Regions from separate parts of the Homo sapiens genome. Here region 1 is linked to region 2. Evidence: read pairs that join two places in POLR2A ChIA-PET (ENCODE). Cell type or tissue: HepG2. All regions are shown on one strand. Each heading gives the region's core, and the rest is flanking DNA. Links, peaks and the distances in the headings are about the cores only. Region 1 overlaps LMNB2 (lamin B2). Region 2 overlaps GNG7 (G protein subunit gamma 7).

Region 1 (6,880 bases), core at 4,381-6,880, 150 kb after region 2:
GGCGCTGGGCTCGTGCGGGGCATGCTCTGATACGGGCACAGCCTGGAGCTCACAGCTCCCATCCTCTCTCCCCCACCAGTGGCTGCCACGTCACTTTTTCTGTTCTGAGGAAAGTGATAGATGCTCACATCGGACAGCAGGAAGCGCAGGGCAGCTTAAGCTCACAAGTAAAATCTCCCGCGAGCCTCCCCAGAGAGGGCTTCCTGGTCAGCCTGGCCTGTCTCCTTAGTGTGCACACGCGCTTGCACATGCTTACCTAGACCCCGGGCGGCACCCAGTGGACACCGTGAGACGCGTTTGACCTCAGGCCCCATCGTAGGCATTTCCCTGTGGTTGGATGTTCTTGGTGCCGGGGTTTTGTCCCAGCTGTTGGGACGCTCGGGTGTGTGGTGTGTGACCAGGGTGCTCATGGGTTGTTGGGCTGCCCCAGGGTTGGCTGCAAAGTCCTTCTGGGTGACAACTGTGTCCATCGGCAGAAACGATCTCCCCTCTCAGCCTGGCAGTGAGTCTTGCCTGATTCTGGGCGTGGGATGTGGTTGGGCGGCAATTTAAACAGAACGATGATGACAAAAGGAATATTTATTCAGAGGAGCCAGGAGGCCAATGAAACACTGAGCTCAAGGCTTTTCTTGATGTGAGGCTCCAGCTAGAGCGAGGTCTCTGGTGCCCTGCGTGTGGACACTGTCTTCCGTGGTCTCCGGCCACCGGCATTCAGGCACCTGCAGGTGCCTCGGATTTCCTCAGGCTGGGGTGGGTCAGGGTCTTCCCACACTGCTCATTCTCCCAGAGCCACGCAGGCCTGGCTCAGCATGGAGGGATCTGCTGGCAGGAGGGGTGGCACCTCGGCCACCTGGTACGGGGGTGACAGCAGCCAGTGGCTTGAGAATCCACGTTGTCCCTGAGTTGGAGTGTGGCCAGAGGAATGACCGGGGACCCTGTGTCCAACAGTGCCGGGGCCCCCATGCGTGGTTGCAGGTGACCTCTCCATCCGACGCCCTCCTCCTTCCTGGGCTGGCGCTGCTCCCGTGGAGAGCTGACTTCCCTTCCCCAACAGGAGACCCTCCAGGTCAGCCCAGGGACCACCGCCCGCCTGCCCGGGGCCTGGGGCTCCAGGAGGGACCATTTGTGCCCTGATGGTGGCCATGAGCCGGGGACCCTGGGGCCAGGCACCAGCCAGGACAGGCTGCCCACTCTCAGCACATCCCACACAGCACAGGTGCACCCCGGGACCTGCTCAGGCAGCAGCTCTGTGCTGTCTACCTCCAGCACCCACCGTGTTTAATAAGCAGGTTCATCAGTGGAGCCATGCAGGCTGTGGGATGACTAGAGCTTGGTCAGGGGTGCACGGAGCTCTGAAATGTCAGAACTACACCGTGCAGATGGGACAGAGCTGCTGCTGGCCCCGCACCAGGCGCCTCTCAACTGTTCACTTTAAGATGTTGAAATGTACAGGATGTGAATTTCACCTCAAATTAAAACATTAAAAAAAGAAAATGGTACACAGTGCCCGCCCTAGGTGTTGAGGAATTCCCAGTTCACAATCTCCTGAGCAGTGCGTGGCATCTACAGAGAGGCCCGTCTTTTCCTTTTCATTAAGACAGGGTCTCTGTTGCCTAGGCTGGAGCTCAGTGGCACAATCATAGCTCGCTGCAGCCTCGAACTCCCAGGCTCAGGTGATCCTGCCTCAGCCCCACCCCGAGTAGCTGGGACCCCAGGCATGCACCACTACACCCAACTAATTTTTTTTATTTTTTATTTATTTCCTTTTGAGACATAGTCTTGCTCTGTCACCCAGGCTGGAGTGCAGTGGTGCAATCTCGGCTCACTGCAACATCCACCTCCCAAATTCAAACGATTCTCCTGCCTCAGCCTCCTGAATAGTTGGGATTAGAGGCTCACACCACCTTGCCCAGCTAATTTTTTTACCAAGTTGGCCAGGCTGGTCTCAAACTCCTGGACTTAAGCGATCCACCCGCCTTGGCCTCCCAGAGTGCTGGGATTACAGATGTAAACCACCATGCCTGGCCTAATTTTTTTATTATTTGTAGAGATGAGGTCTCGCTATGTTGCTCAAGCTGGTCTTCAACTCCCAGGCTAAAGTGATCCTCCCACCTCAGCCTCCCAAAGCACTGGGTATAGGTATGAGCCACTGGGCCAAGCCTAATGTTTTTCTTATCCTAACAAATTTATCTCCAAAACCCCACAATGAGAGAAACACTGGGAGCAGCGTGCAGGACCTAACAAGCCAGAGCCTGCCACAAAACCCCGGGCACCCAGCTGAAGATTCTAACTCAGCACCTGGCGCTTAGGAAACGGGTCTGAGCCCTGGGAGCCCGCACCCTGCCTTCTGGGTGTGCCCTGCAGTCCTGCGGAACCCTGTGGTTTAGACCGAGTTGCTGAGGAGCTTCCCGGATTCCCCGATCTCCGCTCCAGTCCTCTGAGCTGGTCTGCAGCCTGCCTCTTCCACCTCACCCCTGGGCCTTTGCACTGCTGCTCGCCTGCCTGGAAGGCTCTTTCAGCAGCGGTGGCCCTGGCTCCTCCAGCACTGCTCCTTCAGGTCTCTGCCCCCAGGGTTGTCTCCCAGCCCCACTCCAGCCCTGCCCCCAGGCAACCTCCTGTCTGGTAGGCAGCCTGTGTCGCTGATGCCTCCCTCCGCAAGGACGTCCCGCAGTGTAAGGCAAGGGTTCTAGATGCACCTCTGGTGTGAGAGCGGTGCCTTCCACACAGCGGGCACTCGGGATTTGCCCAACAGATTCCACCTTCCCCCAAACCCCTGCAAAAATCCCCAGCAGGGCCGCAGGGCTCGCAGCCCTCTGAGCGAAAGGGCCTGGCCTGTGTGGCATGTGCTCAGAGATGCGGGATCTGCACCCCAGACCCTGCTGGAGATCTGCTCCATGTGGGGAAGTAGAGCTTAGTGTCCCTGAGGGCTGCGGACAGGGGTGCATCAGCCTTGTGGCCGAAGTCTCTGGCCTTCACGCCTCTCAAAAGCAAGCAGATGCCACACCTCTAGTGTGTGGAGAGCCCTGGCTACACCAGGTCCAGCGCCAGAGCGGCTGGCCGCCCTGCCCTGGCGGGACACAACCGGAGCCAGACCCGGGATTCAGGGTACCCGGCACGGATGCTTTTACCTGGCAGGTGGCCTTAGACCTGGTTGTCTGACCCCCGACCAGGGACCCCTCACACGAGAGACCTGTTTACACAGTGGCTGCCCCGTAGCTCGTGTCTGACCTGTGTCCAGGGTATGCCTGTCCGACCATCGCTCTGGCACTGGGATCCCAGCCTGGGGCAGCTCCTGGTTCTTCTGACAGAAGGCGCAAATTCAGCACAGCGATAGGAAACAAGTTTGAAGATTTATTACGGATCCTAGGCAGGGAGGGCACTGTGAGCTGGGAAGGCAGCCCTCCCTCCCCGGGTCACACAAGGAAGGAAGGAAGAGTCCCACAGAGAGTGAGAGCTTGGCAGCTAGTGAGAGAGAGAGGGAGATGGGTGGATGATGGATGGATGGCTGGATGGGTGGACGGATGATGGATGGATGAGTAGATGGATGGATGATGGATAGATAATGGATAGATAGATGATGGATGGATGAGTGGATAGATGGATGGATGGATGGATGAGTAGATGGATGAATGGATAGATGATTGAGGGATGGATGGAAGGATGGATGGATGGAGATGATGGATAGATGATGGATGGATGAGTAGATGGATGGATGGATGATGGGTGGATGGATAGATGGACAGATGAGTGGATGGATGGATGGATGATGGGTGGATGGATGGATGGATGATGGGTAGATGGATAGACAGTAATAGATAGAGCAATAGATAGATATAGCTATCTGTAAGGCTGGGTGCGGTGGCTCATGCCTGTAATCCCAGCACTTTGGGAGGCCAAGGCGGACAGATCACTTGAGGATGGGAGTTCAAGACCAGGCTAACCAACATGGAGAAACCCCGTCTCTACTAAAAATACAAAATTATCTGGGCGTGCTGGCACTTGCCTGTAATCTCAGCTACTTGGGAGGCTGAGGGAGGAGAATCGCTTGAACCCGGGAGGTGGAGGTTGCAGTGAACCGAGATCGCACCATTGCACTCCAGCCTGGGCAACAAGAGCGAAACTCCATCTCAAAAAAAAAAAAAAAGATACAGCCATCTGTAGAATTGATATATACGGACATAGATTATATAGATAAATACAGTTATTGATGGAGATATACTTAGACAGACATACGGTCACTTTCAGCTATGGGTCACTTTCATTTCTTGGGCAAATGCCTAGGTGGTCTTTTGAAAGGCCCTGGGGGACCAGGCGCAGTGGTTCACGCCTGTAATCCCAGCACTTTGGAGGCCGAGGCGGGCAGATCACCTGAGGTTGGGAGTTCGAGACCAGCCTGGCCAACATGGAGAAACCCCATCTCTACTAAAAATAAAAAATTAGCGGACGCTGGTGGCGCATGCCTGTAATCCCAGCTACACAGGAGGCTGAGGCAGGAGAATTGTTTGAACCCGGGAGGCGGAGGTTGCAGTGAGCCGAGATCACGCCATTGCAATCCAGCCTGGGCAACAAGAGCGAAACTCCAACTCAAAAAAAAAAAAAGGCTCTAGGGAGAGTCGGGAGTGCATTCTGCTGGGCAGGAGAGGTCCCTGTCACTTCTGACCTCTGGCCACGGGCTCGAGCCGCCTGGATGTGGATGTTCTTTGAATGTCCAGCCAGCAGCCTTGGCTGTGTTATTCCAGATACACCCAGTTGTCCCCATCCTGGGGTGATTCTGTCCCCAGGGGACACTGGGTGATTCCTGGGGACACTTGTGGTTGTCAAAACTGGGCAGCAAGAAGCTCCTGGTCTGAAGTGGGTGGAGGCCAGGGACAGTGCTCAGCACCCTGCAGTGCCTAGGACCACCCCAAATGTCAGCAGTTGTGACGCTGCGGAACCCTGGATGTCCTCACTCGACCACCCCAAATGTCAGCAGTTGTGACGCTGCAGAACCCTGGGTGCCCTCACTCAAGACCACCCCAGATGTCAGCAGTTGTGACGCTGCGGAACCCTGGGTGTCCTCACTGTTTCTTGGGAGGATATAGTTAGTTCCCTGTCGGGAGGGGGTAAAATTCAGCTCCAAGACTTATAATTATGCTTAAAAACATTTAAGAGTCAGCCGTACGCGGTGGCTCGCACCTGTAATCCCAGCACTTTGGGAGGCTGAGACAGGAGGATTCCTTGAGCCCAGGAGTTCGAGACCAGCCTGTGCAAACAAGTGAACCCCTGTCTCTTAAAAAAAAAAAAAAAAAAAAAAAAAAAAAAGCTTAAGTGCCTACAATCCACACTGGTAGTATTTGTGTGTTTAAAAAGCCTGAGTATTTGCTATCTTAAATATCTAATGTTGGAGCTAATTTGGTTTAGTGGAAAACCAGGTGAGCCTGCTTCAGACAGCTTAAGTTTACAAACAAGGCTGACCCTTCAAAGGCCAGGGTCTTTGTAACATTTACAGAGGATGCATTAATTTCTCCCCAAATGGTCGTCCTGGGTCCAGAACAGGCAGGAGAGGCTGGGAAAGCCCATGCCTCCAGGGTGGTCCCAAGCGCTGGTGCCTGTCACTTGCTGGACTCCTGACAGTGCAGGGCAGATGATGAGGGCACGTGTGCCTTTGCCTGGGCGCGTGGGGCCGCGTCGTCTGCAGGACGGGAAGGTCTGGGGCTCGGAGGCCTCGGTGACCTTGTCTTTGGGCTTGCCTGACGCCCCCTGAGGTGCTCCCTGTGGCCCCATGGACCTTGCCCCTCCCCACTCACTTGCCCTCTTGACTTTCAGCGCCAAGAAGAGGGAGGGCGAGCTTACGGTGGCCCAGGGCCGTGTGAAGGACCTGGAGTCCCTGTTCCACCGGAGCGAGGTGGAGCTGGCAGCTGCCCTCAGCGACAAGCGCGGCCTGGAGAGTGACGTGGCTGAGCTGCGGGCCCAGCTGGCCAAGGTAGGTGCCAGGAGCCACGGGACGCCCCAGCAGGGTATATGCAACAGACAGATTGTCACACCAGCTCGCTGTCCTGTGTCTCCCAGGCCGAGGACGGTCATGCAGTGGCCAAAAAGCAGCTGGAGAAGGAGACGCTGATGCGTGTGGACCTGGAGAACCGCTGCCAGAGCCTGCAGGAGGAGCTGGACTTCCGGAAGAGTGTGTTCGAGGAGGTGAGTGAGTGGCCTGGCCTCCAGCCTGGCACAGCGGAAACGCAAAGTCCACCCTCATGGCTGTGGAGGGCGGAAGCCTGAGGGCACCGTGTGGCCGGGGTCCCTCCCACGGCTCTAGGGAGGCTCCTTCCTGCCTCTTAGGGTGCCCTTGGCTTCGGCTGCGTCTCCCCAGTGTCTGCCTCTGTCTTCCCGCGGCTGCCTCCCCTGTGTCCATACTCTGTGTATCCTACAAGGACACTTGTCATTGGATTTGGGGCCTGCCTGGATCATCCAGAGTGACCTAATGGCATCTGCAGAGACCCCATTTCCAAATAAGGTCCATTCACAGCTGCTGGGGATCGGGATGTGGGCACGTCTTTTTTTGAGATGGAGTTTCACTCTGTCACCCATGCTGGAGTGCGGTGGCACGATCTTGGCTCACTGCAACCTCCGCCTCCCAGGTTCAAGCAATTCTCCTGCCTCAGCCTCCCGAGTAGCTGGATTATAGGCGTGCACCACCATGCCCAGGTAATTTATGTATTTTTAGTAGAGACGAGGTTTCACCACGTTGGCCAGGCTGGTCTCGAACTCCTGACCTCAGGTGCTTCATCCGCCTCGGCCTCCCAAACTGCTGGGATTCCAGGCGTGAGTCACCATGCCCAGCCAAAACATATCTCTTCAGTGTCAAGGAAGGTCTATTTTGATTTCTTGCCTTTCTAAAAGCTTG
Region 2 (7,643 bases), core at 2,623-5,122:
TGTGATCAGTGAGCTTCATTCTTTTTAGTTAGCGCGTTCTTGTGTATGGATATGCCAGAGTGACTTGAAGAACACACTACTGATCTTTACAGTTTTTCTTACATCCAAATAATGTTGCAGCAGAAACATCATGGTATACATCACTTTTGACCTTGTCTAAATATCTCAGGAGGTAAATTCCTAAAAGCAGAAATGCAGCTTTAGAAGATAGTGGCATTTACAATTCTGTTAATCATTGACGAATAACCTTCCACAAAGTTTATAGCAACTTGAACTCCTGTCAACAGTGAGTGAAAATGCCAGTTCCCCCACAGCCTTGCCATAATGGTTATCAACTGAATTTAAAAGTTTTGCCAGCCAGTTATGTGAAATTAGTGTCTCTTTGGTGTTATAATATTCATTTATTTGGCCATCAGTGAGATCAGTCACCTATTCCTTTCTTTTCTGATTGTTAGTATCTTTGCACTAAGTACCTCTGTATATCTTCTATTTGGCTATTGAGTTTTTCTTATTGATTTGTAGGTGCTCTTTACATATGACAGGCACTAACACTTTGTTACATATGCTACATATTACTATTTTCTTCCAGTTTGCTATGTGCCTTTTTACTGGCTTTGTGGCTCTCCTCCATCCTAACACACCCATTGTAGAAGAGAGCTTCCTTTGGGCTGGAGCCTTGGGATAGACTTTCCCCCAACTTTGGTTCTTTGGTTGAACAGCCTCAATAGGGAGTTTGGAAACAGACAAACTCAAGGCCACACACTCAGTCCCCTATAATCTCTCCCTTAAAAAAAAAAAAAAAAAAAAAACCCTTTATTTTCAAATTACGAAAACAGTGACATACTAGAAAATCTTAAAAATACCAAAAGGTTTAAAGAAAGGGATGGAAATCATCCTGCATGCATTATTGCCATCTTACAAGAGAGGAAACAGAGAGGAGGCGGAGTAGTATGTTGGCAAATAGTATTGGCAAGTAGGAGTATGCCTGACAAATCTCATAAGAAACAGCAAGGAGGGATGATTATTCTTCCACATCATCGGTTGACACAGCCTTCCAGCGTGGAACGGCTTGTTTGCAAGCCAAACCTACCGCGCAAGAGGTTCTTCTTGTTCTCTGTGAGGTGCTGAGTTGCTAGGTTACTGAGAGCATCAGGAATCCAAGGAACAACATACTTATATCGTGCTCAACTTTGAAAAATAAAGTAGATATTAACATTTTAAAATGAGTAAGAATAATATTTATTGCACCAGGATTTGCAAATATTGAATTCTAGTTGCAATTCTACCATTTCTAGTATGTATGTATGTGGATGGATGGATGGATGAGTAAATGGATGGTTGGATGGATGGATGAATGGATGGATAAATGGATGGATGGGTGGATGGATGGATGGGTGAATGGATGGGTGGGTGGATGGATGAGTGGATGGATGGATAGTTGGTTGGGTGGGCGGATGGGTGGATGGTTGGTTGGGTGGATGGATGGATGGTTGGTTGGTTGGTTAGGTGGGTGGATGGGTGGGTGGATGGATGGATGGATGGATGGATGAATGGGTGGATGGATGGATGGATGAATGGATGGGTGGATGGATGAATGAATGGGTGAATGGATAGGTGGGTGGACGGATGGATGGATGAATGGATAGATGGATGGATGGGTGGGTGGGTGGGTGGATGGATGGATGAATGGGTGAATGGATGAGTGGGCGGATGGATGGATGGTTGGTTGGGTGGGTGGATGGGTGGGTGGATGGATGGATGGATGGATGGATGGATGAACAGATGGGTGGATGAATGGATAGATGAGTGAATGGATGGGTGGATGGATGAATAGATATAGAGACATAGATATAGACGACAGCTTTATCAAGATATAATTCACACAATTCTACCATTTCTAAGCCTCAGTTTTATCTATAAGATATGGAAAATTGTTATGTGCCCGATAGAGAAAAAAGGAAGACTGACCCATTTTCTTTACCTGTTCTATTTTTTGCCTTACCTCTTATAGTTTTGTTTTTTAATGGTACTTTTAAAAACTGATTCATTTGAAAAATCCACCTGGATAAGAGGCCCAACCTCTTGATAATGTTGTTACCTATAGTTTATTTCCTAACAGCTTTATTGAGATAAAATTATATGCTATAAAGGCCAGGCACAGTGACTCACACACCTCTAATCCCAGCACTTTGGGAGGCCGAGGCAGGTGGATCACTTGAGGTCAGGAGTTCGAGACCAGCCTGGCCAACAGGGTGAAACCCTGTCTCTACTAAAAATACAAAAATTAGCTGAGTACGGCAGTGCATGTCTGTAATTCAAGCTACTCGGGAGGCTGAGGTAGAAGAATCGCTTGAACCCGGGAGGTGGAGGTTGCAGTGAGCTGAGATCATGTCACTGTACTCCAGCCTGGGCGACAGAGCGAGACTGGCCTGTTCTGAACATTTCATGTCAATGGGATCACACACTGTGTGGCCTTTTGTCTGGCTTCTCTCACTGAGTGTGATTTTTCGGAGTTCATCCACGTTGTAGTGCGTATGCAGTGAGGTTTTAAATGCTCCTGGACTTAGTACAACCCCCTACGCGCAGGGCCTAAAAGAGCTAAATCAAGGCATCATTTCCTTACTGCTGCCATCATCTGACATGGGAGGAGGGGACCAGAGTCAAACAGCGGAGGTGGGAATGACACAGGAAGATCCAGAGACACGTGGAAGACTCCGAGAGCTGCAAGAAATGACATCTGGGAGGCCAGGCATGGTGGCTCATGCCTGTGATCTCAGCACTTAGGGAGGCCAAGGCGGACGGATCACTTGAGGTCAGGAGTTCAAGACCAGCCTGTTCAACATGGCAAAACACCATCTCTGCTATTTAAAAAAAAAAAAAAAAAAAAAAAAGTGCACCTGTAGTCCCAGCTACCTGGGAGGCTGAGGCAGGAGAATCACTTGAACCCAGGAGGCGGAGGTTACAGTGAGCTGATATCGCGCCACTGCACTCCAGCCTGGGCCACGGAGGGAGACTCCATCTTAGAAGAAAGAGACGGCCGGGCGTGGTGGCTCATGCCTGGAATCCCAGCACTTTGGGAGGCTGAGGCAGGCGGATCACCTGAGGTTGGGAGTTCGAGACCAGCCTGACCAAGGTGGAGAAACCCCATCTCTACTAAAAATACAAAATTAGCCAGGTGTGGTGGCTCATGCCTGTAATCCCAGCTACTTGGGAGGCTGAGGCAGGAGAATCGCTTGAACCTGGAAGGGGGAGGTTGTGGTGAGCCAAGATCGCGCCATTACACTCCAGCCTGGGTCACAGAGGGAGACTCCATCTTAAAGAAGAGAAAGGAGACCTGGGAGTCAGCTGGCACCAGGGCCAGCAAGGGACGGCTGATGTCACACCTGAGCACCTGGGAAGAGAGGTGCCACCACGAAGACAAAGCAAGGGAGTCGGGGAGGAAAAGAAGCCAGTTTCCCCAGAAAGATGACCACCTGGTGGGGTCTGCGGTGTGATCAGCAAGCCTGGGTTTGCTGGGTCTGAGGACTTGGAGCCACTCCAACCAGGACAACCCTGGGTAACCCAGCTGGGGTTGGTCACCCTGAGTCTGGAGTTCCCACGGAACGGGCCAAGGTTAGATGCGTCAGCAGGCGGTTTGAAATGAAGGTCAGAGGAGGATGGCTAAGAAATACGGCCCCTGACTGACGGGAGAAAGTTCCACGGGGCCCGCGTCCAGCTGCCGCCGCCCTGGGCTCCTGCTTTTTTCCCAGCCGGGGGAACGGGCCCTTTGACCGCCCTGCCCGGCCCTGTGCGATTCACCAGCTGTTGACTTTTAAAAGAAAAACAAACCTCATGACGTGCGTTAAGGTCTGTTTACTACCTGTCGCTTTGCAGAGAGCCGCGTCGTGCTGGTTTATCTCATTGTGACTTTTTAATCTGATGTCTTTCGGGTTGTCCTCAGGGAGCTGATTAGGATGTAAAGGCCAGTTGCAATTCAGCCGGACTCTCCCAGTGCACAAACAACATTGTCACCAGTCCCCGGCCACCCTCTCACGCCCCCACCAAGCTTAGGAAAATAGTTTGTGCTCAAGGGACTTGCTAGGTTTCTAAGCAGCCTGTGAAGTGCCGTATTTCTGCTGCACAAATTGTACCCGGGGACCTTTTACACCACAACAGGCCGTTTGCAAATAGAGAGATGGTTTTTCTTCTCTTGCTCCAATCTGGATGCTTTTCATTTCCTTTTCATGCCCAGTTGCCCTGGCTTGAATTTGCAATAACAATACTGAATAGAAACAGTGAGAGTGGCCACCCTTATCTTGTTCCTGTTCTTTCTTTCTTTTTCTTTTCTTTCCTTCCTTCCTTCTCTCTCTCTCTCCTTCTTTTCTTTTCTTTCCTTCCTTCCTTCCTTCCTTCCTTCCTTCTCTCTTTCTCTCTCTTTTCTTGAGATGAGAGTCTTGCTGTGTCGCCCAGGCTGGAGTGCAGTGGCACGATCTTGGCTCACCGCAACCTCTGCCTCCCAGGTTCAAGTGATTCTCCTGCCTCAGCCTGCCAGGTAGCTCCTGGAGGCTGAGACAGCGTCCCCCTCCCTTCCATGCTTCCACGGTCGGTGTGATGCTGCCTCGAGTTACAGCTTTTTGTGAACTGCATGAGGCCCGGGTGACTCAGCAGCCCAGGCCTGCCTCCCCTTTGAAGCCCGTTTGTGGCCGTTACAAGGTGGCCGCCTGCGTACCGACCCCCGAGCTGACGCCGGCTGTTGTCCTCACCGGCCAGAGCCTCTGCCATCCCAGGCGCTAGATCTCACAGCTCCTTTGGGTCCCAGGAACTTTCCCAGCCCCTTGCAGTTGCATCTCAGCAGCTGTGATTCTCATCAGAAGACATTGTGCCCGGGGAGCCCTCTGCCCTTCCGCCCAGGACCTGAGAACGTGGGTGAGCTTCCCCGGCAGAGGAAGCAACGCAGGGTACGCAGGTGAGGTCGGAGGGACAGGAGAGACCCCTGGGTCTGCACCTGGGAATGCTTCGGTCCAGGCAGAGACCCTAGAGCCAGATGCTCAGGGACGATCTGGTGATTGTGTGCAGGTCACTTCCTCCTGGTGTCTTCTTGCCGCCGCAACTCTCCGTGGTGAAACCTCCAACCCAGGGGTCCTAACCTGCGGCTGATCCTAGCCCCTGGGGGACATCGGGTGACGTCTGGGGCCAAAAATTAGCCGGATGTGGTGTTGCGTGGTAGTGGATGCCAGGATTCTCCACTGTCATTATGATTTCAAGGTGACATTCTTTTTTTTTTTTTTTTTTTTTTTTTGAGATGGAGTCCCGCTCTGTCACCCAGGCTGGAGTGCGGTGGCACAATCTCTGCTCACTGCAACCTCTGCCTCCCCGGCTCAAGCGATTCTCCTGCCTCAGCCTCCCGAGTAGCTGGGACTACAGGCACGTGACACCACACCCGGCTAATTTTTGTATTTTTAGTAGAGACAGGGTTTCACCATTTTGGCCAGGCTGGTTTCAAACTCCTGACCTCAAATAATCCGCCCACCTCAGCCTCCCAAAGTGCTGGGATTACAGGCGTGAGCCACTGCACCCGGCCAAGGTGACATTCTACTGGATCTACACACGATATTCACTGTGAGTTCCCATTGAGGGATGCTTGCGTGCGTGTGTGTAAATTCTACCTTCTTTTTCATTTGAGCCCTTGGCTGTCAAATGTCAGGGCTGGGATTTGCCCTCATTTCCAGAGTGTGTGAGTGTCCTTCCCTCCCCATCCTTCCCTTTCAGCCTCAGCTGAGCTCTTGGGGGACCGAGGTCACCAGCAGCTTGTCTGGGCCCGCTGGCTCCCAGCCCCCCAAGCCAGACGCGCCATCCCAGATTCCCCATTTGCGGCCCTCGCTTTGAATTTATGGGCCTGCTGAGCGGAATGGGAAACTCATCAGGGAGTGTGAAAGTCACTCTAGAAGGTGGGAATGCCAGCAGCCACCAGCCCCCAGCACCTGCACCAACAAGGGGTCTTGCCACACAGCTTGGGCTGGGGCGGGCAAAGCTGGAGGGTGGGGCAGTGGAAGGTGGGAGCTCTTGATCCTCCCCGATCTCACCCCATCAAGACGGCTGCAAGACTGTGCTGAGCCAGCCCCGGTTCCACAAGTCTACAAAGGGGGTGAGAGTTCCGTTTTTCATCATCAAAATCGTACAACTTTATGTTTACAAAAGTAACACTGGCTTGTTGCTGAAAAAATATTTCAGAAAACTCACAAAGATTTAAAGAAAAAGGGATACTGAAAAATCAATACATTTTGGCCGGGGCACGGCGGTTCACGCCTGTAATCCCAGCACTTTGGGAGGCCGAGGCGGGTGGATCACGAGGTCAAGAGAGTGAGACCATCCTGGCCAACATGGTGAAACCCCGTCTCTACTAAAAATACAAAAAAATAGCCGGGCGTGGTGGCGGGTGCCTGTAATCCCAGCTACTCGGGAGGCTGAGGCAGGAGAATGGCGTGAACCCGGGAGGCGGAGGTTACAGTGAGCCGAGATCGCGCCACTGCACTCCAGCCTGGGAAACAGGGCAAGCCTCTGTCTCAAAAAAAAAATTACTGAATTTTACACTTTATGAGGGTGAATTTTATGGTATATGAATGATGTCTCCATTTTGTTTTTAAAAGGAAAAGTTCCCCTGGTAATCCCAATCTGGAGATGAAGACTGTTAAAATCTCTTCCAGGCTGCCTGTTTCTAACTGGCTGTTTTCAATATACTTTTGAACTTACGGAGAAGTTGCAAGAATAGCCGCAGGCACTTCGTATACTCTTTATACTCAAATATGCCAACTGTTTACACTTGCCTTGCCCTATTTTTTCTTTTATTATTCTCTCACTCCATCGTTCACCGTGTGTGTGTATACACATTTATGTGTGTCTATGTATTTATGTATAAATTGCAGGTGGATATGTATGTATATATCTATATATACGCAGAAAGATAGTTACTTATATGGCATATATGCTAGATATATTATTATGCAGTTATGTATACACAGAATTATATGTATGTAATTGTGCATGTATGCATATTAATTTATTTCCAGTCATTTGAAATTAAGTTGGAGACATCATGCCCCATTAACCCTAAAGATCTTGGTGGATATTTTCTAAGAACAAGGCCCTTCCTTCCTTCATTCCTACCTTCTTTCCTTCCTTCCTTCCTTCTTTTCTTCCCTCCCTCCATCCCTCCCTCCCTCCTTCCTTCCTTCCTTCCCTCCCTCCCTCCGTCCCTCCCTCCCTCCTTCCTTCTTTCCTTCCTTCCTTCCCTCCCTCCCTCCATCCCTCCCTCCCTCCTTCCTTCTTTCCTTCCTTCCCTCCCTCCCTCCCTCCTTCCTTCCTTCCTTCTTTCCTTCCTTCCTTCCCTCCCTCCCTCCCTCTATCCCTCCCTCCCTCCCTCCCTCCTTCCTTCCTTCTTTCCTTCCTTCCCTCCCTCCCTCCGTCCCTCCCTCCCTCCTTCCTTCTTTCCTTCCTTCTTTCCCTCCCTCCCTCCATCCCTCCCTCCCTCCATCCGTCCCTCCCTCCTTCCTTCCTTCTTTCCTTCCTTCCTTACTTCCCTCCCTCCCTCTATCCCTCCCTCCCTCCTTCCTTCCTTCTTTCCTTCCTTCCCTCCCTCCCTCCCTCCTTCCTTCCTTCCTTCCTCC

What was found. ChIA-PET counts read pairs that join two places held together with the same protein. Peaks named below come from ENCODE experiments on the same cell type or tissue, not always from the same donor. Only the 100,000 strongest peaks of a DNase experiment are listed, where the experiment ranks them.
Region 1: POLR2A ChIA-PET joins it to region 2 with 10 read pairs; 8 of 35 experiments call an interaction of 5 or more read pairs at or near these places.

The regions. Positions count from the first base shown.
Region 1 is chr19:2,437,457-2,444,336 of GRCh38, reverse strand. LMNB2 (lamin B2) reads left to right here. Exons shown (of 12, transcript NM_032737.4): 3 at 5,806-5,962; 4 at 6,049-6,174. Among named protein-coding and RNA genes, the nearest start is that of MIR7108, 5.9 kb to the right of the region's middle. RefSeq lists enhancers at 2,191-2,690, 2,691-3,192. In HepG2, for the core only: no CTCF peak of the experiment used is centred there; no DNase peak of the experiment used is centred there.
Region 2 is chr19:2,584,620-2,592,262 of GRCh38, reverse strand. The region is part of intron 2 of GNG7 (G protein subunit gamma 7); the gene reads left to right. Among named protein-coding and RNA genes, the nearest start is that of MIR7850, 42 kb to the left of the region's middle. RefSeq lists an enhancer at 4,019-4,962. In HepG2, for the core only: no CTCF peak of the experiment used is centred there; DNase peaks (open chromatin) are centred at 3,892 and 4,622; H3K4me3 peaks cover 759 bases.